Regions from separate parts of the Homo sapiens genome. Here region 1 is linked to region 2. A link is an interaction called in ENCODE POLR2A ChIA-PET data of the cell type or tissue named here. Cell type or tissue: MCF 10A. All regions are shown on one strand.

Region 1 (8,000 bases), 110 kb after region 2:
CCAATCAGCACTCTGTAAAAACGCACCAATCAGCACTCTGTGTCTAGCTAAAGGATTGTAAACGCACCAATCAGCACTCTGTAAAATGGACCAATCAGCACTCTGTAAAATGGACCCATCAGCGCTCTGTAAAATGGACCCATCAGCAGGATGGGGGTGGGGCCAAATAAGGAATAAAAGCGGACCACCCTAGCCAGCAGCTGCAACCTGCTCCTGTCCTCTTCCATGCTGTGGAAGCTTTGTCCTTTTGCTCTTCACAATAAATCTTGCTGCTGCTCACTCTTTGGGTCCGCACTACCTTTATGAGCTGTAACACTCACTGAGAAGGTCTGCAGCTTCACTCCTCAAGTCAGCGACACCACGAACCCACCAGAAGGAGGAAACTCTGGACACATCTGAACATCTAAAGGAACAAACTCCGGACCCACCATCTTTAAGAGCTGTAACACTCACCGCGAGGGTCCGCGGCTTCGTTCTTGAAGTCAGTGAGACCAAGAACCCACAAGAAGGAATAAATTCTGGACACACCAGTGCTTTGGGAGGCTGAGCTGGGTGAATCGTTTGAGCCTAGGAGTTCAAGAGCAGTCTTGCCAACATGGCAAAAACCCCGTCTCTACAAAAAACACAAAAATTTAGCTAGGTATGGTGGTGTGCTCCTGTAGTTCCAGCTACTCAGGAGTCTGAGGTGGGAGGTTGAGGCTACAGTGAGCTGTGAGGTTGCTTGAGCCTGGGAGGTCGAGGCTACAGTCAGCTGTGACTGTGCCACCGCACTCCAGCGTAGGTGTTACTCAAATCCTGCTTCAATGCAATATTGCAATGCAATATTGAAGCACAATTTGAAATAATGAAGAGTTGAAAAGAAACTTAACGTCCACTGGTAGGAAAATAAGAAAAAAATTTAGACTTAGAATATATTGAAAAAGCCACTAAAGAGAATGCTTCTGACGAATACGTAATGAAGAAGGAAGAAAACAAAGTATGTTTACTGCAAAAGAAAAGGAAAAAAAGCTGGTGACAAGCATATCTGATTCCATACAGATTTTTCTAGAAGCTTTTAAACGAAAAAATTTCAAGTGTTATTTCTAGGTGATAAAATAACTGGTAGTTTAAAGCTTTTTCTCTATATTTTTTAGATTTCTAAAATGAACATTATTGATTTTACAATTTTAAACACACTTTTCTGAGTAATAGTAATAAATGCAACCCATACTTTTCTGAGTATGAGTTGCATAGGAAAAGTAAGAAAAGGATTTACAGTAACTATACTAAAACTATATATAAATGTATAAACTACATTTTAATGAATCTATACGAAGAATAAAATTTCTAAGAAGAAAGCAACTGAAAAGAAAATTTTTATTTACCTCATTCTTTTTTAAATGAAAGAAACAGCCTGGGGGTAAAGATTCTGTTGACAGACAATCATGCTGGCCCCAGATTTCAGGACCTTTGTAACAGGTCTCTATACTAAATTACCTCTATTGAACTACCTTGTGAGGGCTCTATTTTTCTGACTGGATGCTGATTAACGGTAGTATTTTTCTTCTAAGTAGTACTCCTGAATAGCAAAAATTAGATGTGCAAAATCATTCTACATATTGCATACCGAGCACTTTTCTCTCTCTGTCTTCTGTGTGTTCAAGCATAGTCAGCACACTCCTTTGTGCAACGTGTGCCCCTCTCATCTTCCACCAGCTATCCTCAGCCAGAAACCAGGTGGCTCTGGCCATGAGTAAAATCTGGATTGGGATCAAAAAAGGGGTTTAAATCCTTTTTTTGGATTATCAGAATCCAAAGATTATGGAAGCAGAATCCTTGCTTAAAATATTGTTTTAAAAATTCAAAAAATGAGTAGTATATTCCAGAACATAGCGCCTATTCTGACATGCTATTTATTGCCAGTGTAATAGATCATCAGGACCATCTAATCTAGGGTCTGTGTTTCCTCCAGGCAGCAAATTTTTTTTTACTGGTGCTCTGACCTTAAATGAATCTCACTATATTGCAGGAATCATCAGATAATTCTCATGAATGTCCTTGTTTTTAAAGTTTTTTAAAATGAGACTTAAGAAGCAGCAGGCCAGGCAGCTCCCTCCTGTAATCCCAGTGTTTTGGGAGGTCAAGGCAGGAGAATAGCTTCAGCTCAGGAGTTTGAAATCACAGTGAGACCTGTAACTGTGTGACTGTGTGACTGTGTGACTGTGCCACTGCACTCCGCTTTAGACAACAGAGTAAGACCCTGTCTCTATTTAAAAAAAAAAAAAAAAAAAAAAAAAGCAGCAGCAAACTTTTTTTCCCTGCGGGTGAGTTTTCTAAAAAATGTCAAAGACTCAATAGATTGTTTTGTTCAAAATATTGAAACTGAAACCTACTTTCCCTGTAACTATTTCTCTTATTATCCTTTTAAATTGAAAAGAAAGGCAATACAATAGTAAGAAATTGTTACAGTAAAGATAAAAGTTTTAAGGCACCCTCCTTCATTCTGTTCCAGAAGTACATAAAGGACTAAATGTTTCCCTTTGTGGACCACTGTAAGAGAGCTGGGATTCAAAGCCACTCATGCATCTAAAAAATTCCTGCTTCAAGGTTATTTGATATTTCCTTTTATGCCTTGGGTGGTAAAATTTCAACAATTACATGAATGTTAAAGTGATGTAGAACAAGATAAAATAATTTCTAAAACTGATACAAAAAAGAAGCGTGCTTAGTGACCTTGCATCTTTGAACTAAAGTGGAACAATAAAGGGCCTGGTCCCAGCAAATGCAAGCAGGAGAACCTCCTCCACCACCATTGAATGTTGATCTATGGAAAACACAGACAGAGGTTTGAAAGAGGCAGGCTGGAGACTCACTGTCTCATCGGAGCTGCTGTGGATTATTTTAGAATTTTCACTTTTTACAATTTCCCTCGGGGTTTCCCTAACTTTAATGCACTAAAGATTAAGCTGATTGTATCAGTGGCAAAACATTTCTTTATTTGTATAATTAAGTTACCAAATTTGGAGATTTTCAAAGAGCTATTGTCTTCATGCAGTCACATCTTTACTTGAGGCTTCCAGAAAACAGTATTTTCCTATTTTAAATTCCTGTGAGGTAGGCATATTACTATTCTGATTTTATGGAAGAGGCTTAGAGTGGGTCAGTGACTTGTCTAAGGTTCCATGGTAGGTGACAGAGACAGGATCTAACCCAGAACTTACTCTAAAACCCTTGGTGTCTTTACACCTAGGACTTGCTGCCTCACTTTGGATGCTTACACTTTTTCACCATTATAATCCAAGTTACAATCAAAATATTTTTAGTAACATGTTTGACTATTTATCCTTAGAAGAAATTCCTAGCAACAGAAGTATCATTCAGAAAGCCCTCACCTCTTACTACATCGAAAGAGATCAGAGCCTGGTTCAAATCTTGACCTCCAAAGCTAAGCTGCCTGTACTCAGAGCTTCACTAGCTGTACATCCTTGGATTAGTTAATTCATCTGAGTTCCCTATCTATATGATAGAGTTAATATTAATACTTAACTAGGATTATTGAGAAAACCAAATGAGATAATACATTTAAAGTCTGGCACATAGTTGGTTATAACTATGTCACCAAATTACCCTTGAGACAGTGATATGCATTTGCACTCCCTAATAGCAAGTGTTTTTATTATGTTAAGCCACTAAAATTTTGCATTTGAATTTACTTCTCTGGCTCATATGACCTCAGTTGTGCATGCCCAATTTCTGACCTGTTTCTGGTTCTTAGGTTCCTAACTCTTGTTCCAAAAAGCCTCCTTCTTTTAATGTTCTCAGAGCTAATCACTCTTTACCATTCTAAAACTACCACCCCCTGCCCATAGCCTTCCATCACAGTTGTACAGATTGTCTGCAATAAGGCTTTGAATGGTTTTCAGGCTTTTGATCAGTTTCTACCCTCTGAAGACCTTAGAGCAGTCTGCAGGATGTCTTCAGTTTTAGTCTTGTCACAGAGTTCACTGATTTCCCCAAATCATCGGTGACCTCCAAAGGTTCCGTCTGTAATCAGGTGTACTGGGCTTCATTCTGTATTTATCTGGCATTTATTTAGCATGTGTTTACTGAGTATCTCTTACGTGCTAGCACTGTGCTAAGTGTTGGGAATAGAGAATGAGGTAAGCACAGTCCCAGTCTTCCAGGAGCTTGCAGTGTAGTCTAACCATGTCCCCACCATTGTCTTTAACATGTCAATTAGCTGTAATTCTAGGGAAGGAAGCAATCTTTGGAGCACACAGACAATGCACCAGGATATAACGTTGCTCCTTGAGGCTCCAAAAGGAACCTGAATTCCATAAAGCCATTCCAGGCTAGAGGTGGAATGATAGGTTCACAGTAACATTCCTCTGTCCTCAACCTGTTTAAAAGCCTCCGACATTTCCTCACATTTCCAGAGGACTTCTCATTTGTTCTCGTGACCTCAGACATCTCACTGATTATATCTTGCCCTCTTCTTCTCCTCTGGGTTAGTGCCCTGAGGAAGCTATCCCTAAGCCCTTAAAGGAGAAGTCCGACTGTATTCCTGCTGAAGTTGTAGAAATCACTCTTCCATCACTTTATTGATAAACTCTGATATCTGGATTTCAAACAGTAATGAAATTAGGTTTTCATTTGCTGGTTCGTTGGTGGGAAGAGTTTTTCATATCCATTCACTGTCCTCTCTCCCCAGAACTTATATGTGGGTCTGTGTGGCTGGCATGAATCCCAGCTGGGAGCCCCACTCCACCTCACAATTCTCTCCCCTGGCAGGCCTCAGCAAGACCTTGAGATATGCCCAGACATGTCTGAGTTCTAGTGTGAGCCTAGTTTATTCTGAAACTAGGAACTTTGCTCTACATGTTTATAAAAATGACTGTACATTAACAACTTTATAAGAATAATTATACCAAACTTCTTAAAGGAATTGTGTTAGGTGTAGTGGTATTATGTGTGAAATTTGTCCTTATTTTCTACATTTTTTAATGTTGTGTCATGTAATTATGGCTTTTATCATGCAGAAAAAAATGTATAGCCATACCGAAGAAAGGCTTTGTGCTTCTGGAAAATCATGCCTTCTCTGGCAAGGCTTCAGCTGTTCTGGGCAGATGTGAGTCTGTATTCTAGGGTTGGAGCTGGCACAATATCAGTGATGCAGCCCATCTGTTACAGGTTGAGGTTTTGGATAGAACTCCAGTTGTTCTAGTGAGGAAAAGGAGTGCTAGACAGGGAAATAGAGGCAGAAAACCAATTTTACATGTTCTGGGCACATATCTGTGATGAAGGAAACCAGAATATTCCTCTCTAAAACACTGGGGATTGTTGAGCTAAAATTAAGGTTGAAAGGCAGGAGTACACTGTGCCCCTCCCCTCTGCCTTTCGCACCTGAAGATGGGGTCCTTTATCAGCTCAGAAACAGAACTCAGAGATACTGGTGCCAGAGGATTTAGGAGGAGACTTTCCTTTTCCCATAAATTTACCTTCCTACATTTTTTTGCCTTTTGGAAACCTGAACATACTCTTTTCTATTACATCATGTTTAGCCTGAAGCTGCCTCCCTACATATTTTAAGTTCAGCCTAAAGGTTTCTCTGTACATAGCGAACTATAACTTAAATGGAGGTGTACACAGACTAAAGCCTATGCTTGTGCAGTTACTGAGTTTTGGCCAAGGGGGCCAACTGTTGAAACCTTGTTCAATAAGGTAAATGCCAAGCTGTAACCAACCCAGCTGTTTCCTATTGCACTTCTGTTTTCTGTATGTCACTTTCCTTTTCTGTCTGTAAATCTTCTTCCACCACATGGTTGCACTGGAGTCTCCCTGGCTCAGGCTGCCTGATTTGCGAATTGTTCTTTGATCAATTAAACTCTGCCAAATTTAATTTGGCTAAGGTTTTTCTTTTAACATTTCTTTGTCTTGTCACTACATAGGATTTATGGGCCATTGTTAAAATACCATTTCAGCAGGCCCTTAAAACACTACCTTGAAAGATAAATGTTTGCCCTGAGGCCTCTTCCACGTAATGGGTACAAGTGTTAGTAAACTTCTGCTTATTTTTCTTTTGTTAATCTGACTTCAGGAGAGTGTCTCAACGAAGAACCTAAGAAAAAGAAAAGAAATTCTATTTTCTCCCCTACAATAGCATGCCAAGTACTAGGTCAATTAGCAAAAGAAGTAATTCCAACTCTCATCAGCCAGTGGGATGTATTTCTTGACTGGTTAAGAGTGGCTTGGGACTTGCGGGTGGTAACTTTTAGAGACTCTAGCCTGTGGGAAGAGTCTCATTTTCACTCTTGAATAAGAAGCCCTAGTTATTTCCTGATCACTTTAAAACTCAACCTGGTACACAGAGACAAAAGCACTGGGAAGCACAGTGTTTGCTGAGTTTCCCTGTCCTCTGAACATGTTTTAAGCCATCTTTCAACGATTTCTTTGTCAGAAAAAGTAATTTTTATTATTTTTTTGAAACAGGATTTTGTTTTATCACCCAGGCGGGAGTGCAGTGGCAGAATCACAGCTCACTACAGCCTCACCCTTCCAAGTTCAAGCGATCCTCCCACCTCAGCCTCCTGAGTAGCTGGGATTACAGGCGCGCACCACCACGCCAAGCTGATTTTTGTGTTTTTTTTGTTTTTTGTTTTGTTTTGTTTTGTTTTTTTTTTTGTAGAAATAGAGGCTTGCCATGTTGCCCAGGCTGTTCTCAAACTCCTGGGCTCAAGTGATCCTCCTGCCTCGGCCTCTCAAAGTGCTGGGATCAGGTATGAGCCACTGTGCCTGGCCCAGAAAAAAAATTCTTATTTACTCCAGTCTAATTTTTTTCATTTTAATGCCCCCTCTATTTACCTGTACTAGAACTTCAGAGAAGAAATAAGGATACTACTAGCAGCCTGTGCTAAATGTGGTAGTGGGATGACTTGATAATTTTACTATATTTTAGAATGATCCACAGTTACAGTGTTTTTAATATGTCTATTATCTCATTTATGTTGGAATAGGAAAGACTATACCAAACATCTTAAAGGGATTGTGTTGGGAGTAGTGGTATTATGTGTGAAATTTATCCTTCTTTTTTAAATTTTCTAATTTTATAAATTATTATCTAATTTATGTATTAAGCCTTTATCATTTATATCAATTTCTTTTTTTTTTTTTTTTTGTATTTATTGATCATTCTTGGGTGTTTCTCTGAGAGGGGGATTTGGCAGGGTCATAGGATAATAGTGGAGAGAAGGTCAGCAGATAAACACGAGAACAAAAGTCTCTAGTTTTCCTAGGCAGAGGTCCCTGCGGCCTTCTGCCCTGTTTGTTTGTCCCTGGGTACTTGAGATTAGGGAGTGGTGATGACTCTTAAGGGGCGTGCTGTCTTCAAGCATCTGTTTAACAAAGCACATCTTGCACCGCCCTTAATCCATTTAACCCTGAGTGGACACAGCACATGTTGAAGAGTAGCTATATATGTTAATTTCATATGAGTCATTTCATGTATTTCTTTTCTGTTTGTAACTTCCCCAGTCTATGCAGATTGTTTTAAAATTCTGAAAAATTAACATAATTATAAAGCAAAACCTAATTATTGCAGAAAAGTTAATAAATGCAGAACAACATTAACAATTTAAATAATTCATAATTCTACCACAATGGAAAATCATTTACATATTTGTGCATCATTCAGTTTAGTGTTTTTTTTTTCTTTTTTTTTTTAGGATGGAGCAATCCTTTATTTTCACACACTTTGACAAGGAGGTTTTCTGTAAACAACCTTTCCAGTGGAGAACAGAGAACATGAAATCAGCCCCTAGACATCAGCAGCTGCTCTGCTCAGGGCTGAGGCTCCCCCTTGCCCACATGGTGAGGTGGAGGGGTGCACTTCCTTTCCTTTATCAGCTTATCCTGCTGCTTCCTCATAGTACTCACATGTCTCATCGTTTTCTGCCTAAGTATACTCTCTGTGAAATCATCATATTCTATCTTGCACTCTTTCTCTGCCCAGATACTACCGATTC
Region 2 (8,000 bases):
ACCCAAATATATGGATAATACCAGACACAAAAAGGTGCCCTGCTTTTTTTGATTATGCCTTACCTGTGTCACCCCATCCTGTTATGTAACAGTTGGATGCTGTTTTCTGTGGCCTCTCTCTCCAGAGTGGTAAACAGGCTGGCAAAACATGGCTGCTGAATCTGGCACATTGCTCTTCTGGTCCTTGTAATCTAACCAGGGCTATGTCATAATCACTGCGGTCGGGTCGATACTCCCGATGAATCACAATCTGTTGAACTCCAATTTCTTCCTCAAACTCCTCTGGTACCAGAGTATGATAATCTCCAACCCTAACAGCATAGCTCCTAGTGCTGTTGCCATACCTGAGAGGCAGAGAGTACTAATGAGAGACTTGCTTCAGATACTGAAAATTATTGTCAAGAAGGAAGACTAATGAAGATACAAGCCTTTCTTCCAAATCATCAGCCCCTTTTGTAAATTCAACCTTTCTTTCCATTTATCTGACCCACCATTCCTGATCCTCTACTGCAAACCCATTGTCATAACCTCATCTTCATTTCATTATGTAATCTGTTCTCCAAGAAGGAGCAAATGTGGAGGATGAGTGGAAAATAAAGACTAATCATTAATCTGTCATTTCCCAAATGAAAAGCGATCAAAACAGGAATAGGTCAAAATTATTGTCCTGTGTTGTTGCCCTGTTATTTCCAAGAATTGTTAGTTTGTCATGAAGCTCTGTGAGGGCAGAAACTAACTTTGTGTCCCTCAAAGTACTTAGTACAATCGACTTCACTCTTGCAAGGTGGACTTAAACTACTTCCCTTTCCTCTAAAGTGAATGCAAACCCAAACTATACTTTCAGATAAACATATATTCCTTCTATCCTTTCCCCTCTTTTAAATCTTTATTCAGATGTCACCTCAATGAAGCCTACTTTGACACCCTCGTATTTAAAATTGCAACCCATCTTTCTTTTTCCTCCCATCATCAAACACTCCCAATATCATTCATCTCTACTTTTCCTCGTTTTTAAGCATCACTTTGTAACAAAACTATCTAATTTACAATTTATTGCATTTATCCTCCTCCCTGCTTGAGTCAAAGCTATTCCAGGTCAGAGATATCTTTGTTGTGTTCACTGATTAATCTAAAACACCTAAAATAGTGTTGTGCCATTAATTAGGAATGCAAAAAATTGATTAAGTTAGTGAATGCTTATTATTAATGTATACTTTCTATAGTCCATTAAAATAGAAGCAATATTTACCAGATGGATAGTTCTCAGCCCATTTTTCAGCCATCATACTAAAGTATGATGATTCTGATACCAAACCCACCTAAAGCAGGGTTTCTCAATCTCAGAACCTATTAACATTTTGGACCAGGTAATTATCTGTTGTGAGGGCTGTCCTGTGCATTATAGTGTGTTTAGAAGCATCCCTGGCCCCTATTCACTAGACGCCACTGGTACATGGTACACAAACCCTCCATCCCCAGTTGCGATTACCAAAAATGTCTCCAGACATAGTCACGTGTTCCCTGTTAGGCAAACTGCCCCCAGTTGAGAACCTCTGACCTAGAATGCATGACACAACCCATCTCCTAGTTACTTCCTCTTTTTCACAGAAGACTAGAGCTCCATGCTCATTGCATTCCACTACTTATAACATTCTTAAGACTTAATTTCCAATAACTTTTCCTTTGTAGTTCCCTGACTTACTCATCTGCAATGAGTGTATTCTCCACCTCATCTCAGCCACACACTTACAATGTAAAACCTAGACCTTGTATTCACCAGGTAACCACACACCTCTGAAATCTTGATTTCACACATACCGTTATTTCTGCCTTCTGTTTTTACAGCTCTAAAATCCTTCAAACCCATTGGACTTCTATCCTTTGGCCCTACTATTTTTTCATTTTAGTCTTTTATGACTTCCCTTATTATCTGGCTTGGGTTCTACCGTCTGCCCATTACAACAATCACTCGAAAAACTACCCTGCTTGTCTTTTACCTGCCAAAACTCCAGCCCTGGTTTCATCAGCTCTACCTATTTTGTGCCGGCATCTAACTGTTAAAGTGGGGAAGCACGCATGTAACAACTTTCACCTTAAATTTTTTTTAACCAAAACTTGGGTCTTTTATTGTTTACAAGACCTGTACTTGAATGTGAACTTAGAACTGAGTTGGTATTCAAAAGCTTGGCATTTTCTAGTGTCTATTTAAAATAAAACTTCCCACTTCTATAAAATTACTGGAGGTTATGAGATGCCTGAATATTCTAATCCTTAAGTAGGGCTCTGACCATCTCGTATATATGATTAACTGTCAGCGCTCAAAAACTAAACAGTGCAATAAAGATGATTTGGCTTATATAGCCACCTACTGTTGATCTTTAATATTAATAGTTAATCTGTGATTTCTTGAGACTCAATCTTAAATCATCACATATCTTTAAAGTTCAGAGGCTTTTTAATATATTGTGCCTAAAGTATATGCTCTTATAGCTTCCTTGAAAATTTAAGTAAAATTTAGGATTATTTCACATACTGAACTAAAAAGTAATAGGCATGGAGAGTAATCAAGTACTTATTTTCACTTCTACTTTCTGTGTGCTAGTAATATCGCTAGTATATTCATTAAATTTTATTAACAGTACATTCACATATTTAAAGTAAAACCCCAAATGATTTAACACTTTTCCCACAAGAATTATTGTAAATACATCCTTGAAAGTACTGCTGAAATGTTGCATTTATCTTTTTAATAGAATTTAAGAAATTATCTAGAGCTGTAGTGCCCGATATAGTAGCCACTAGCTAACTGTGGTTACTGCAGCACTTGGAATATGGTTAGTCTGAATTGAGATGTGCTGAAAGTACAAAATACACAGAATTTTGAATACTTAGTATGAAAAAAAAACTAAAATATTGTCCCTATAGATAATAAGAATATTAAATATCTCAACTTTTCTATTAGTTACATTTTGCAATGATAATATTTTAGATACACTATGTTAAATATATTATTTAAAGTACTTTGACCTGTTTGGGTTTTTATCTTTTTTTTTCTTTTTTTGAGACAAGATTTCACTCTGTTTTAAGTCTTATTGCAACAGTATTTTCCATTCTGTAAGAAACAGCTGTGACGCTTGGCTAAATTAATCTTTGCAGCTAAACTGGCTGTATAAATCTATTCCGCATTATCTATAAAAATTGAGTCTTCAACCAGTAAGCAAAGAAACAGGACATTACTAGCACAGGCAATTTATTTTTAAAATAATATCAATGTTAAAGCCCTGGGCAATCTTGCCTTAATGTGTCATTTCATGCCAAGACTATTGCAGTAGTCGCCTGAATGGACTTGCCGCTTCAAGTTTTAAATTTTTCAACCCATCCCTCATGCTGCCGCCAGAGTGATGTTTCTGCCTGATAATATAACTCCTTCTGAGTACCCTTCAAGGGATCCCCAATCTATGTGAAATTCAAATTCCTTAAATGATACACAAATCCATCTAAGAACTGGTCCTTGTTCCCCTCTCTGATACCAGCCTGGCCCCTGTGCTCCTGTCATTTACACCGTTTGAAGAGTTGTCTTACAAACCCACGTCATTATCCAAACTATGTGCAATGTTGTTTCTCTCATCCCCTCTATCCTAATATGGCAAAACCTGATTTTGTCCTGATCAAGTCAAAGATCTCCTAGGAGGCTCCTCCTAATCTTCTGCTCTCCTGAAAGCTAGCCAATCCTTTTGAACACTCTCAATGCATATGTAACAGTTTCTAGGACTTAATTAAAGGCTTTTCAAGGGCAAGGACCATGTCATGATCACTATTGTATCCTTAGCACCCAGCAAAGTGCTTGGCACAGAGAAAGCGCTTAATAAATGTATAATGAATGAGTTATTTTGAAAGACATTCATGTCCACATACATACACTCTCATCCCTAACTTACTGAAATTAAAAAGAGATCTTATCAATTACCATATTATAACAAAACTATCAAAAAATGTTTCTATTTCCTATAAAAACCCCATGAAAATCCATGGGGTTCAGATCCACCGTCAGACTTGGGAACCACTGAACCAAAGACTCAAAAGTGTGGGCATAACTCCTGCCCGTACATGCCCAGAACTTCACTGGATGAAGTAAGCATCCTAAGAGATTACTAATAGAAACCAAAATGCAAAAAGCATACATGTTCCATACATACACTGTGTTCCTGGATCAAGTAGATTTTGGCAGGTAAACCCCAGAATTTGTATGCTCACCAATCAGCAGTTTATATTAAACTGAGAATAAAAATATTTACCTAACAAAAAGGCGAACAGTACCATTCTTGTCAAAATGAAGTTGTTAGTTCATATGTATATATGGAATACACACACACACACATCTTTTTTTTCTTTTTTGAGACAAGGGTTCACTCTGTTGCCCAGGCTGGAGCGCAGTGGTGCGATCACGGCTTACTGCGAGCCTTGATCTCCTAGGCTCAAGCCATCCTCCTGCCTTAGCCACTCAAGCAGCCGGGACCACAAGTGCATGCCACCATGCTCACTAATTTTCAAAAATTATTTTTTGTAGAGATAGGGTCTCACTATGTTGCCTTGGTTGGCCTCAAACTCCTGGGCTCAAGCGATCTGCCTGCCTTGGCCTCCTGAAGTGCTGAGATTATAGGTACTGCACCCGGCCAAGTACCTATACTTTTAAAGTTGTCCTAATTTAGGGAAATGTACCAGCTAAACCTAAGCATGGAGTCTCACACTCCTTTAACTCCAATTATTCTTAGAATATATTTTGTGCTTAGAATTTGAAGAGCATCTGACACAAGATTGGAATAGTTTTCCAACCAAATTTTTGTCTTCTAGTGTCACCTCTCCTAGTGGGTATGATTATATGCTTTAGGGATAACACTTTGGCTGAAGTACTCAATATGTGTGTGGACTTCAGAAGTATCTATTATGGTTCTAGGCTTCTCAAGACAACATATAAAGCAATCCTCTTTTGCAATGTATTTTAAGGTCTTTCTAGTTGAACTTTTGTTATTTTGATAGACTTTATTTTATCCAAAAATGCTTCTAAAACAAACATTTCAGGTTTTGGCTGACACATCATTCAGTTGTTTGCTTTGCTGAAATGCCTTCAACTCCCCCTCAAATAAAAATTGGATGAAATTCCCAGACAAGTTTGAGCAAGAGAGGATCTGAGACACAGTAGTTTATTAAAATCCAATGTCCAAGTTTCTCTGAGACTCTGAGGCTAAAGTAAACAACAACAACAACAAATTACTAGAATTAAAAGTAGAATTAATTCAGGTTGCAGGGTCATATTCTTTGTGTTTCTTCTCTACATGGATTCGTCTCTACAGGAAAACAGTATTTTACATCAGGCCATGCACATCTGCTACTACTAAAATCTGTTTTTCCTCTCTGGATGAAACTCAAAAAGTAGTTGACTGAAGTTGTTTATGTAAATGGTTCCAATTGCTTACAGAGAAGTAAACCTCAGTAGAATCTTGCGTTAGCCCTTACACATACACAAATACTATGTGTACTACAGAAATAGTTTTAGCATGATTGGTGATATGTGTATTACCAAAGGCTATGTTCCTAAGAGCTCTGCTCTACCATATACTATGTCATGATGAAACATATATTAGGCATCTGACACACTGTGTTCTTAAAAAGTAAGTCCCATTACCTCTGTGGCCATCTCTCTAATTAGAAATATCTAGTCATTTCTAACAATTTCCAGCTACTATTGCATTTCTAGGGCAAAAAGTCAATGAGATAAAGTCAGGTAAAGTTATATTCTTGAACAAGTCCACTTTGGAGTAAAATTACAGAAATAAGAAAGCCCTTGTTTCAGGTACATTTATTCCTGCAAAATCAGGTTTGTTATCAGAATAAGCAATTAAAAGAAATTAATATTCAGGAATTTTTGTCTCAGTTATATTGCTGCACCACAATAGACACGCAAGGCAATTTCATGGTACTTGTAGTTACAATCTAGAATAGAAAGCAAAAATTAGCAATTTATATTATGTAAGATTCACAAGCCAGTTACAAAAGAACTTAATTTAACAAAGTTTCCAATTCAAATTGCCAACAGGCTACTGCATTCCATGTGTATTGCATTAACATTAAGAAAAATGTGAAAAATGAGATAGCCTTTAAATAGTGATTTACCAACTACTTCAGGTGCGCTTGTTACATTGGCATGGAAATGTGTGAAAGCTATGAGGGAATAAGAGTTGAGTTACGAAAACTTTGCCAGCCTTCACATAAAGCACCCTTAAAGAGACTACTCCACATGAAATGAGTGTAACTGAGGCTAGCGGCATTATGGCATTAATATGGCAGAGTGGAATTATGGCATTTTGATCTCATCCTCATCAGGCCACCATTCCTAGATTATTCTGATACAAAGATTATATAAAAGAGTGACTATGCTATGAAGGCAAACAAATAAACATAAAAAGTTCTAATCCTGTATAATTAAATAACACAAATGGTAATAACGATCTATGCCTTATTGTCCAGAAATGGCTGGTCAAGAACATTGGCCTACATCACTGCAAGAATTAGGTACCAAGGAAGCTCTGATGAACAAGAAATCTTTAGGTATACAGAAGCCCAGTAGTTGATAAAGCAGTGGAAATGTCAAAAGGGGGTGAGGGGAAGCTAATTTCAAAATATGAAATCCCGTTCCCCTACCTATAGGCCTTATATTAAACTAAGGTATCTTTCACCTGGCATCTAAAAGGACAGGAACCTCTCAGAGCCCTACTACATTGCTTCTAGATTACAGTCTCTATTTTGCAAATTTCAGTGTTTCTGATGATGAAAGGAGGATTTGTTTTAAGCAAAAGTCCCTAAATCTAGGAAAACAAAATTTGGAGCTTGTTCTAATCACTAGTAACTAGCTGTATGCCTTTTAATAAACTTACATCAATAAAGATGTGAGCTGTAGCCTCCTTAGGCGCTTCAAACAGGAAGTCTATGAAATCCGGCAAAGGTAAAAGCCAAGTCAGAAGGATATATAACACATTTGCAAAGCAGTTTTTTCCCTACTCACATTAAAAGAATCTTGTATTATAGCCAAAGCATATCAAAATGCTGCATATCATAATCTGCTCCTCTGCTCTTTAATCAACTATTTTTATCTTAAACTGTGCAAATAATGAGAAGAAATTCCAAAGGACATATGGAAGGAATTATCTGTTGATCTCAGTTTGAAAATATCATCATCCTCTAAAAAGCCCAACATTCTTAAATAATTCACTATCTGGCAACTGAGCCACCACTTTCATCATGTAACAATCATTCAGAGTATCTACTATGTGCCAAGTCATACAGTAGACACTTGGTGTATAAACACAAATGAGAAATGAGACGATTACTGACTTTAAGCAATAATCAAGACAGAGCAGGCCAAAGGAGAAATAATGACATGTAAACAAATAAATCCAAAAATAACAACAACAAAAAAAAGAGCCCATCCAGGGAACCCAAAAGTTAAAGTGTTTAACCTCAAGTGCAACTTTTGAGCAATCTTCCTACTTTAATACTTTAAGCCTTGAACTCCTATGACTGTAACTTTTGGCTGAAATTTGAAAGACAAGAAATCTTGAATAACAGGAAGATAACAGATTATTTTGCTTAAATTCAAAGCCCCAAAATAGGCTTCTTCAAGTTCTTTGCAATTTTATACCTTATTCTTCTCCATTAGTAAGTGAAATAAAATAATCCTCAGTTCCCTACTTTCACTAATATAGTCTTCAATTCTTGCCTTTAAACTCCAACATAAAAATAACCAATATTTGTTTTGAATTTTAGAGGTTATAAAATACTTTGACATACTTTGCAGATCATTTGTTTCTCACTGTGGAACATTATTATCTTCATTTTACAGATGTAAAATGACGTAACCTGAGACTCCAAGAGGTTAAATAATTTCTGCAAAGTTAAACAATTAACAATTGGAAGAGCTAGAATTGTAAACCTGGTCTTGGTGG

What was found. ChIA-PET counts read pairs that join two places held together with the same protein. Peaks named below come from ENCODE experiments on the same cell type or tissue, not always from the same donor. Only the 100,000 strongest peaks of a DNase experiment are listed, where the experiment ranks them.
Region 1: POLR2A ChIA-PET joins it to region 2 with 13 read pairs; 3 of 35 experiments call an interaction of 5 or more read pairs at or near these places.

Annotation. Positions count from the first base shown.
Region 1 is chr4:118,392,699-118,400,698 of GRCh38, forward strand. It overlaps the pseudogene NDUFS5P5. Among named protein-coding and RNA genes, the nearest start is that of PRSS12, 44 kb to the left of the region's middle. RefSeq lists enhancers at 4,542-5,741, 5,827-5,876. In MCF 10A, no CTCF peak of the experiment used is centred here; a DNase peak (open chromatin) is centred at 4,773.
Region 2 is chr4:118,282,768-118,290,767 of GRCh38, forward strand. It overlaps PRSS12 (serine protease 12), which reads right to left. Exons shown (of 13, transcript NM_003619.4): 12 at 64-344. LOC124900766 (a long non-coding RNA gene) reads right to left here. Exons shown (of 2, transcript XR_007058245.1): 1 at 6,933-8,000; 2 at 5,186-5,991. Among named protein-coding and RNA genes, the nearest start is that of SNORA24, 7.6 kb to the left of the region's middle. In MCF 10A, no CTCF peak of the experiment used is centred here; DNase peaks (open chromatin) are centred at 184 and 4,114.